Linked DNA regions of Homo sapiens: region 1 is linked to region 2. A link is a loop called in an ENCODE intact Hi-C map of the cell type or tissue named here. Cell type or tissue: GM12878. All regions are shown on one strand. Links, peaks and the distances in the headings refer to the core of each region. The heading gives the core; the rest is flanking DNA. Region 1 overlaps UGT8 (UDP glycosyltransferase 8). Region 2 has its middle 76 kb from the start of CAMK2D.

The links. Hi-C counts contacts between places; a loop is a spot of excess contacts. Peaks named below come from ENCODE experiments on the same cell type or tissue, not always from the same donor. Only the 100,000 strongest peaks of a DNase experiment are listed, where the experiment ranks them.
Region 1: it touches region 2 in a loop (4-fold over the local background); 1 of 110 quality-filtered maps calls a loop at or near these places.

What each region holds. Positions count from the first base shown.
Region 1 is chr4:114,600,921-114,606,317 of GRCh38, forward strand. The region is part of intron 1 of UGT8 (UDP glycosyltransferase 8); the gene reads left to right. Among named protein-coding and RNA genes, the nearest start is that of UGT8, 4.8 kb to the left of the region's middle. RefSeq lists an enhancer at 2,376-2,585. In GM12878, for the core only: no CTCF peak of the experiment used is centred there; DNase peaks (open chromatin) are centred at 1,071 and 2,731; H3K4me3 peaks cover 337 bases; H3K27ac peaks cover 920 bases.
Region 2 is chr4:113,834,759-113,840,155 of GRCh38, forward strand. No RefSeq gene overlaps it. Among named protein-coding and RNA genes, the nearest start is that of CAMK2D, 76 kb to the left of the region's middle. In GM12878, for the core only: no CTCF peak of the experiment used is centred there; a DNase peak (open chromatin) is centred at 2,873; H3K27ac peaks cover 2,121 bases.

The DNA.
Region 1 (5,397 bases), core at 206-5,205, 770 kb after region 2:
GTTGACATCTAGTGTTGTGTGACTTAGTATTATACAAGTCTTTAAAAACTACAATAAAGCATAGTGCCCCGATATTTAGTAAAGGCTTGATACTCTATTAGGAGGTTGGGCATAACTGAACAGAAACTATACTTCTGACTTTTTCCAGGTAATACTACTATACAGGTTCAAACTCTTTTTAAATCTAAGATTTCCAGAGGACTATGCTTGTTGTATTTAAGCTTGGTACGCGTCTTAGAATAAATAAACCAATGCAGTAAATAAAGATGCTTATGACAATTTTTTTGGATAAAAACTACTTTTCGTTTAAAGATTTTGACAGTTTACATTTCCCAATAATTTAAATTAAAACATTTTATTGCACCTTATGAACAACTATCAGCTTCATTACCATTTAAATATTGCTAAAAATCCCATCTTCAATCCTCAAATCCTTTTTAAAATCATGCACCTGTTTATCAAATAATATCAATTTGTTGCTTTTTAATTCATACTAGGATTTTCCAACATACACCTGGGAATTTCTAAGATATCCTTGGAGAGTGAGAACTTTGATTATTTATGCAAGATATAGTATCTCATTTATTTGACCTCATCTGCATTGGTACTTATTTACATAAGCACATTTTCTCGGTAGCTGACTCTTCACACCGTTTATTACTGAAACTTAAAAAAAAAGAGCCATTATAACCCACAAGCAATTTCTAAATCTTACTGTCTTCCTTGTTCCCTTGGAGAATATTGGATATAAGTTATTCTTTCTTGTTGGGTTGTCTTTATGAATTCATAAAGAATTGAATAGTGCTATTCGCTGAGGTGTATAGAGCTGTTTTTGTTTATAGTAAATGGTCTCAGCCTGCTGGGTTGAAATACTAGAATAGAGACAGAAGTACCATTCTTCTTTTTATGTTTTTTTTTTTTTTCTGGGTCCTCTTTCTGTTATTGGCTATCACTTTCTGCTGCTGTCAGACTGTGAGTGGGCCCTGCTGCTCTATTATCTGTTGTCTTTTTTTCCATCAAATGATGTGGGCTATTGCCCGAGTGTAAATCCTGTAGACTTTGTGACAGACACTTTCAGTTTACGTGCTTTATTTGTGGTTTGGACTGTGAACTGAAATGTTTAGGTTTCCAGAAGGGTGACCTCTATATAAAAGGTTTTAATGTACCTTTTATAGAAAAAATTTGTGTATGAGATCTTTAGGAGGGTGTATTAATTTCAGACAATTCAGTCTTCTGGAATATCTTGGTGTTTCTGAGAAACTGAAGCAGCCTTTAAAAAAAAGTTTACTTTCTTATGATAGGCCCAGATCGTCTTTGTTTAGGAATATGTATACTAGAATATTTTACATATTACTTTCTGCCATTGAAACTTACTAACTATAATGTAGTGTAGTTAATATTTTTCTACCCCGGAAGTCCAGAATAAGAAGTATGATTTGAGAATCCTGCTAACCATACTTGAGGCTACATGAATTATTTAAATATTATTTTGCAAATCTACTTATGGAGGAGGTACATAATCAAATACATATGATTAAAATGGTTTAATTTGATCTTGAAAACAGTGGTAATCATATCTCCTTAATCTGAAGCATTTCACAAACATTCATTCTTTTATTCAACAAATATTTGTTAAAAGCATACTGTGTGCCAAGCACTGTGCTCTGGGGATGTGCATACAATTAAGGCCCTGGGAGGGCTCTAGGTTTAAAAGGGGGAGACAAGGAGGAAACAGGCTATTTTCAATATCTACAGTATAGTGCTGGCTGTTCTGTAAGTGCCGTGATAGAGATACACACACAGTACCCTGAGCAGAAATTTGGAAGTGGTCAATTCTGTGTGGGGACAGGAGATTTGAGGGTTTCTTAGAGGGTGACATAAAAGATGAATCACTGGAGGCAGGAGCAAGATCATGGAGGGCTGTTTGCCATTCTCAGGAGTATGGACTATTTTCAGTTTAAGGTTGTTTTAAACAGAGGAGCTATGTGATGAGAAAACAGCTCTTACAGCAAGCAATCTAGAAGGATGGATCTGAGGAATGTGAGATTTGGATGGTAGTTTAGAAGATATTGGGGTGGCTTTGGTAAGAGAGGTTGAGGTCCTTGTACCAAAGTGTTGGCAGTGGGATGAAAAAAAGGGGTTTGGTTACAACGATATTCAGGTGGTAGAACCTCTAAGATTAGGTGACCAATTTGGTTGGAGGATTGGGAGTGGGTGGTATAGGAGGATGGGATGGGAACTTAAAAGGAGATCCAGATTTGAGAGCAAGAGTGATAGAGTTCAGTTTTAGACATGTAGAACTTGAAGTGCTTATAGAAAATCGAACTGGAGATGTGTGTCCAGTGAATCATTGTATGTGAGTTCTGAGCACAGAGGTCCTGGGCTAGATAGGCAGGTAGATAAATGGTAGGTAGATAAATGGATAGACACACAGAAACATTTAGGAGTTTTCAGTGTATAGGTAATTATAAACCGTGAAAGTTGATAGGTTTTCCAGGGCAAGTACCAAAAGTTAATAGGGAAACAGAGGCCTGGGGAGATCCTAAAATTTAAGAGTTGGGTAGAGAAATAGGAAGCAATAAAGAAAAACGAGAAGGTACAGAACAAGAGAGGCAAGAGGAGAGTTAGGAGGGTGTAACTTTTAAAAGCAGCTGAAAACTGAGAAAATTTCAGAAAGTGAGAAGGTCAGGTACTGAAATGAGGGGGTGTTAGACAGTCTCGGTTCCCACCCCCTCTCGAGCCCCGAATAGCTCTGTGACCTTGAGCTCACAATTTAGTTTCATTTCCTCATTTAGCAAATGAGGGGAGAAGCACCTACTTTATAGGGCTACTGTGAGGATCAGATGAGATAAAATCTATCAAGCACAATGCCTGGGAGGTTACTCCTTTGTGTTTAACAAATGCTACCTGTTTTATGGAAACCAGGACTTGGATTTGTGATTAGAAGGTCCGTAGTCATTTTTGCTTTCACAAGTACTCGCTCTCAGAATTCACAGAGAGTGATTGAAAATATATTTTTAAGATGAAAATTTGATCATACTTTTAACTTTTTTGGTTAGAGGCCAGTAGAATAGCAGCCATTGAAAGTTTTGAAGGGAGCAGAGGGAGCCAACTGAACAAAAGTCCTTGAAGAGAGAGTGGAAGTTGCCTCAAGAGCGTTGCAGAGATGTTGGGTTTCTCAGGACAATCCATGCTTCCGCCAGTCAGGAGGGTCTGGTGGCATATGCATTGTGTTTAAAAAGCACCTGGTAATTAAACCTCCAGGTTTCTAATGTCTTGTTTAAAGTACTCTTAGTATTTTAAGTGTGTTCTAGTTCCTTAGATAATCTATAAGGACATTGATTATACATTTTAGTATTAGCTGAAAATAAACTCAGAAAACAATACAGATGATTTCAAAATTTAACAAAATGTAATTTAATATTTGATGATTCCAAAGGCACCTCTATACCTCATAGGGTCTTAAAAATCAACATGTGAAAAATAATTATTAGCCTGTGTAATAGGGGAAGGACTGATTTGTAGAGGTTTGTTTGCTTTTTTTTTTTTTTTCCCCCAATTAAGACTACTATGGTAATATTTAAATATACCTACTTTTTTCCTAGGATTTTCTGTTTGGATGAAGTGATGCTTTATATTAGAGATTAATAAACATTTTAAATTAGATTTCTATTTTAATATGTGTATAAGTTTTTTACTCTGTAATTACTGCATAATTTGAGAAAATGTTTACATCTATGCAGTGGTTTGGAAGTCAACCAACAATTGCACATAGTACATATTGTTTACTAATTGGTTATAAGGCATATAATAAATATTTGTTGTCCCAATACATGTTTGTTGAATAAAACAAAATTAGATATTCCATATTTTTAAGATGAAATGAATTTTATATCTGTAGTTTTAATATTTAATCATATTCTTTACCTGAAAATCGCTAGCCATACTTTTCGTTTTCAGCACTTCTCTATTTTGCAGTTGTGTTTCAGTGCTTTTTTTTTTCCCACTGTGCTTAGTCCTTCACGATTTATGGCCCTGTTATTTGTAAAGCATAGTAATCTAAGCAGGTGATTTTCAGTTTAGGATTTCTTCTAGTTCCATGTTGTATATTCACCAAGTCAGTTTTAGACTATATATTGTCATGCTCAGCACTCCCTTACAGAGATAACAGATGCCAAGTTGAAATTGACTTATACAGAATGCCACACTTAGGTAAGTGTTTAGGAGTGCATAGCCAAAATAAAAATGGTACCTTTGGTTTATGAATGGCAGGGCATCTAGGACAGTGTAGGTCAGTTCGTATTCTCTGGATGGACATTTATGTAAATATTAAAACATTTAGATTAGATGGAAAGATGTATAGTAGGAACATTTCAGAGATACTGTTTCCTTGTAGCATTGTACTATTTATCTGAATTGTTAATTTGGAATAATCACTATATTGATTTTATTTTGAAGATATAATTTATTTCCATTGACTTGATATAAATAACAGAAATGCATCTGCAAGGAATCCAGTTCATTAAAGAAATTTACATTCGTATCTGATTTGGTAAATATGTGCTTGATTTGGGAATATTATATAACAAAATATTTGTGAAATCATTTTGTACTTTTTAATTGTTTTGAAGAAATTTAATACTCAAAATATTTCAAGACACCAAATCATGACTTTTTAGTTATTACATTAAGCTATAACTTGCTTTAATGAGTAAAAACTGTGGGGCTAATTTTCTTCCAAGTGAAACATCAAGTTTAAATAATGTGCACATGAATTTACAAAGTAGAATCAAGTGTGCAAATATGCTATATGTTCTGTAATAGGTTCTTGAAAAGCTGTATATAAACTCAGCTTTTATAAGTTGAGTCATATTTATAGAATAAGAAAATAGGGCAAACATTTAACACTTCTTAAATATTAAGTGATGGGCATACAGATGTTTGTTATGTTAATCTTTATATTTTTCTGTATGTTAGAAATAGTTTACAGAAAAAAATTGTGGTTAGTGACATTAAAGCACATTATATATTAAATATACTCAGGGACTTTGAAATTTAAAGCAATATCAACATACAATTTACCATAGAAAAAATCCTATTCTGATTTTATTAATACCTGTTTTGCAAATTCAGAATTTTTAATGGGTTTAATTAAGCAGATACACACACAACAACAACAACAACAAAAAACTTGGACACACTTCTGTAACACATCTTGAATATAGTCTCATCTGTTGGAATTTTTTAAACTTCTACACTTAAGTCTTAATCTGATTCTCCCTCATCCTCATAATATTCATTATTCAGAGGAGAGGCATCAACAGGAAGAATTCAATTTTACTTAAATAAAAATTTTTTACTAGCAACGGAATGAGTGATTCAGTGGTGGTGTCTTCC
Region 2 (5,397 bases), core at 97-5,096:
CCTTAGGAAAATGTACAAGTACCCTGCACACACGTATACGTGAGGTTGCACAGTAAACTGGATGTATTTTTTATTATAAAATGTGGGGCCAGCTAATTTAAATAACCATTTTTATCATTTTTATAAGGTTCAAAGTCTTATAGATATTGTTAAATATAGAATCCTAAGTGGAATGATCCAACATCTAGCTTTTACAGTTAGGATCCTGGTGCTTTGATCGGTAAAAACCTGGAGAGAGGTAAGTATCAGAATTAGGACTTTATGAAATATGCTACATGTTTCATATGTATTCCTGTTATATGGAGAATAATTTGAGACAGAGTGCACAAGTAATTTGACCAATGTTACCCACACGGGTAACAGTACACAGTTCAGTTCAGAACCTGAGCTCTGAGCTGAGGCTGTTTCCTTTATTCACTGCTGCTTCAAGGCTCAGGAAATACCTCCTGCCTTACCCTTGAGTGGATTCAGGGTGGAAGGCATTACTCACAATTGTCCTGGTGGTAGAAGCAGAATTCCTGTATTTACTCACTGATTATTTTTGTTCTGGACATTGGGCCCCTCTGATGTTAATATAAATATCACATTAATTTTTTTAAAAAAGAATTAATACTCTCATGGTGACAGCCACAGTTTACAAATGATGTTGCTGAAAGTAACAATACTTCACTTTAAGGAAAAAGATGCGATTGGTATCTACTAGCAAATTAGCATACTTTTTCGTCTGAGTAAGTTTAAAGTCTTTTGCTGAATGTCTGACAGAATTATATTGAGTCAAAGCAATAAAGATGGTGATGAATTCTATACATTCTACCTCTTAAAGGTAGTTTTGGTTCAGAGAAGAGAATTTTGGATTACAATTACATAATTATGCCAAAATGTGTTTACAAGAATAAGTAGGCAACAATTGCTCCTTCTTAACAACTGCAACTTTGGCAAAATGCATAACTTTCAGAGATTCTCAGGATCTAAGAGAAAAAGATTCATTAGAACTGTAGACATTAATGATGTCTAGTTGAAAACATATTTTCAGCAGTTAGCACTTCTAGAATTGGCATCAGCTTAAATGTTTTTAATCTGCTCACATAAAAGGAAATTATATATTAAATGTTCAAAGCAATTATTTTTTGTGTTTAACAAAATCTTGCATTAGGAATATGACATAGATGAAAATGAAGTACATAAAAATAAACAAATTGCCTCTCTCACTTTTGGCAGCACCTAATTTTATGCAGTTATCTTTAATATTATATCAACTACTCATTTTTCCACAAATATGCATGAAAATCATGTTAAATATTTTTTAAAGGCATTTGCTATCTCTTGAGCGAAATTCTTGATATTCTGCTCTTATAATATTCCCAAGGACAATAAAAAAGTATACGCTGTTTTCAAGGGCAATTGCTCATTAGCAGTGGAGCTGACATGTCCAATTCAAAGCATTGGTAAGTCAGCCCCGAGTGAAATGGACACAGCTGGATTACTTTACCTAGTTTTACATGGCTAATTCAAAGTACAGCTTATTGATTTAAGGATAAAACATCATACCCTGTTAAACAATGTAGCTTGGCACCCATTTGACTTAGGAAAAATCTAATTCAATACAGCCAAATGTTTATATATACAAAGGAAAGTACTAAGACACTACGATGAAGATTAACAAGTAGTTTTTAAGACTACATTGCAGACATGTTTACATCACTAAGTATGTTTTGCTTAAAGTGTTCTAGATTTCCTGAGTTATTAAAATATATAAAACAAAAATATAACTCATATACTTAAACGTATACACACATATATACCTGAAAATAAAAATTGATAAATAGCATCACATCAAACTATTTTAAAGCAGGAATATACAGAGACTGTAATGTGGAGACTTCAATAATTTGGACCAGAAGGAATAATGGTCCTCTGTGCGAAGAGGACAGAAAACTGGGGCCAGAGCTGAGGGAATTAACCTGGCTTTTTTGCTGAGTTCGCATCAGAAGGGTGGCCAGCATCCAACATATAATGTTCAAAGGGTGGTGAACTCTTTGGACAGAGGGCAAGGCAGAAAAGATCTGCAAGAGTAGCCACAGTCAGTATTGGGTAGATGGCCATGTGGCTCCTGATGATCTCTCAGTAGACCAGGATTATAGGGAGCAAGATGAAGCCCCCAAAAGCTGAGCCAGTGCCCCTGTGTTCTAGTCTCAGGGGATAATGCTGCTGAAGGCCTGAAAAGCACAGCTATTTAAATGGTGTGCAGATTTTACAATCAGTTAGACCTGGATTATAATCCTAGCTCTCCCACATACTTGTCATGTTATGTAACCTTTTTAAGTTTAACCTCTCTAAATCTCAGTTTAATCACTGATAAAGTAGAGCTAAAAATACTTAGTTCAGAATATTTTGTGAGGATCATGTGATGTAGAATCTAGTGGTTAAGGATTCAGGGACTGAGAATGTAAAGATTAAATTATAGGTTCTGGAACCGGACTCCTTGGATGCCAATTTATGTATTTGGGTAATTTTACTTAATTCTCTCTGCTTCAGTTTTCTCATCTCTGTGAATGGGGAGCTAAGTGCTCCTATCTTTTAGGGTTTGTTGTTAATGCCGGGTATGTAATAGTAATCAATGAGGTTAATTATCATTATCTGTGCCATTATATGAACATACAAAAGACTTTTGTTGTTGCTACTATTTTTGTTATTAAGACAAGAATATTTACATGAGCTAAACATGGCAGTGATGAGAAAGCTGTGATTAGTGAAGACCTGTGAAACCAGGGCTCCTCTAAAATTTAAAGCCACAAGCTTAATTCCAGATATGTTGAAATAGGTTCTATGCTGAGCATGTGTGATTTGCCATTACCAAGAATGACTCAGCATCTGAGTAAGTAAGGATCACTCTAAATGAAAAGGCCATAAGCTAAGGCTGAACAAGAAAAGGGAAGTGAGAAAATACAAGACCATGCAGCCAGCATTGTAAGTTTTAAGAAGAAAACTAGATACGTGCCTACTGAGAATTTTGTTATGTCTTTCTCAGAGTTATTATAACATCCCTGGCTTGTTCTGCTCTGCTAAGAAGCTGCTGAAGATGTGTCACAATAAGTCATTTCTCACTGGGATCATCCCTTTAATTGCATTTTTAAAAAATGTACACTAAAGAACATTACTAGACACTTAGATTCTCAAGATCTTAATTTCCTTAGCTGAAAAATTGAGGGATTGTATAAGTTCTGTAATAACCTTTCAATTGATAAGTTATATGATTCTATGATCACATACCATATTTGGCTTTCCCTAGCATGCCACCTTCAGAGAGAGGAATGTGTGATAGTTGTAGCCACATTTTAGGAAGGTCCTTAGGGAACTTCATGTAATTAAAAACCTTTGGTTAAAGTCCACTGCCATAAATTCAGTGCTATAATGGGCTCTATTCAGTAGAGATTTCAATTTATAACATGTGTACATTAAATAAGGTAATTTATAATGAACCAAAGCCTGAGGGAGATCTGACTATTTTTCAGTACATTGTATTTTACCATTTTCTATTACAGGGTAGAACTGCCTATAAGGGGAATTGCTTCAAAATTTATGTTACGATTCATATTGGAAGCTTCTCACTTCACTTGATTCATTAAATCTTATAGCTATTCTAAATTCTGAAGTACTCCTGGCTTTGTACATATTATCTGTCTCAATAGTCATCATTACTTCTTCAGAAGCATTTTGCTTTTTTTCTCCTATGATATATGATGAAGCAACAATTATAACTGACATCTTCTAAGAGTAGCATGTGGCACCCTGTGCTCAGTGGGTGAGCTGCATTATCTCATTTAATCTTCATAGGAACCCTGCAAGGCAGGTGCTATCAGTACCGCTATTTTATAGAAGAGTAAACTGAGGTTTTGACAGTGTCACTATCTTGCTCTGGGTTACACAAGTGGCGAAGTTGGGACACTCTGGCTACTAATTTCACACTTCTAATTACTCAGCTTTCTAGATGACCATGAGGGAGGGATTGACAACAAAGATGGCAAAAGCTTCTGCATTTAAATGTGCAACCTTCACTAACAAAAAAACCTCAAAATGTTCAAGTGTACTTTGAGCACTTACCGTTATTTTGTAGAATTTGGGAATTCTTTCTAACGGCAAGTATTTTGTTTTCTAAAAGTCTGTCCACTGTACTTTTCTCAGATGGACAAATCTATTAAAATCTATTTTTAGTAAAACTAACAATTCATCCATGCTTTCAGTAAGTTCAGTAATTATTTCTTTTTGGAAGTGGCTTATAAAACTTCCCTGGAGCATCTTTGCCTTTTATGCTCTTGAAAAAATAAATTATTCTGAGTTCCCTCTGTCCTTAAAGAGCTGTTATTACTAACTGAATCCTTAGCATCACAAATAGGCCAAGGGGTAAGAGGCTTTTATTGATACTGTTCATTAAAATATTCATAACTAGGAATTTAAGATGCATTCCCTGTTGAGTGCAATCAAGCTATTATTGCATTTGTGTATCTTTCACCTAGCTTTTTGGAAGTAATTTTCCAAACTATAAAAAGTGTTAGATCTTATAAGTGGAGCACATACTTTTGGTGTATTGTGGGAGACTGGGAATGTGACAGACGCTTTTTCTCTCCCCAGGATGTCTTGTCAATTAATTCTTTAACCACTAATTGATGGGTGGTACAAGACACTGGGCTAGGTACTTTGACAGATACGGAAAATACAAGTATATGGTCCCTGGGACAAAAAGATGTATATTTAAAGAAATCAAGAACAACTTATAAAGTCTCACGAGAATACTGACAGCACTAAATTCTTTACAGAGAGAGGAATTTGTGTGGTGTTGTTTTGGAAGATTTAATAGAAGTGGTGAGCTTTGAGCTTGTTTCTGAAGGATGAACAGGAGGTAAAGGCCGGGAGGGATACAATAAACTAAATCTAGAGGCAGGGCCATAACCTCAAGACATGCTCAGGACAGCAAATATGTCCTCCCAGCTAAAGGGAATATGTGTGTAAGGGCAAAATGAAAAAAAAAAAAAAATGAGGATAGTGTGTATCCAGGTGGTAAAGAAGCTTGAAGGCTAATTTAAGAAGTTGGATCTTAATCATCAAAAGAGGCAATGAAAGTTTGTAAAATGGATAATCAACATGGTGGTAAAAACAATTTTTAAAGAAAGATAAAAATCATGACTCTCCTACAAGGAAGAAAATAAACATTCATTAAAGATGATATTGTGACGGTGGCCTGCAGTCACCTCATGGCCATCCAGAATTACAAGGCTGTCTGCAGAGATTTGAAAAATGGCAACAAATGAAAGTGTCAGCATCTTTAGTTCAGCATCCTTGGCTGTGGAGTATGTAGATTCACTTTCACCTGAGAATCCTCTGCAAGAACCATTTTAAAAT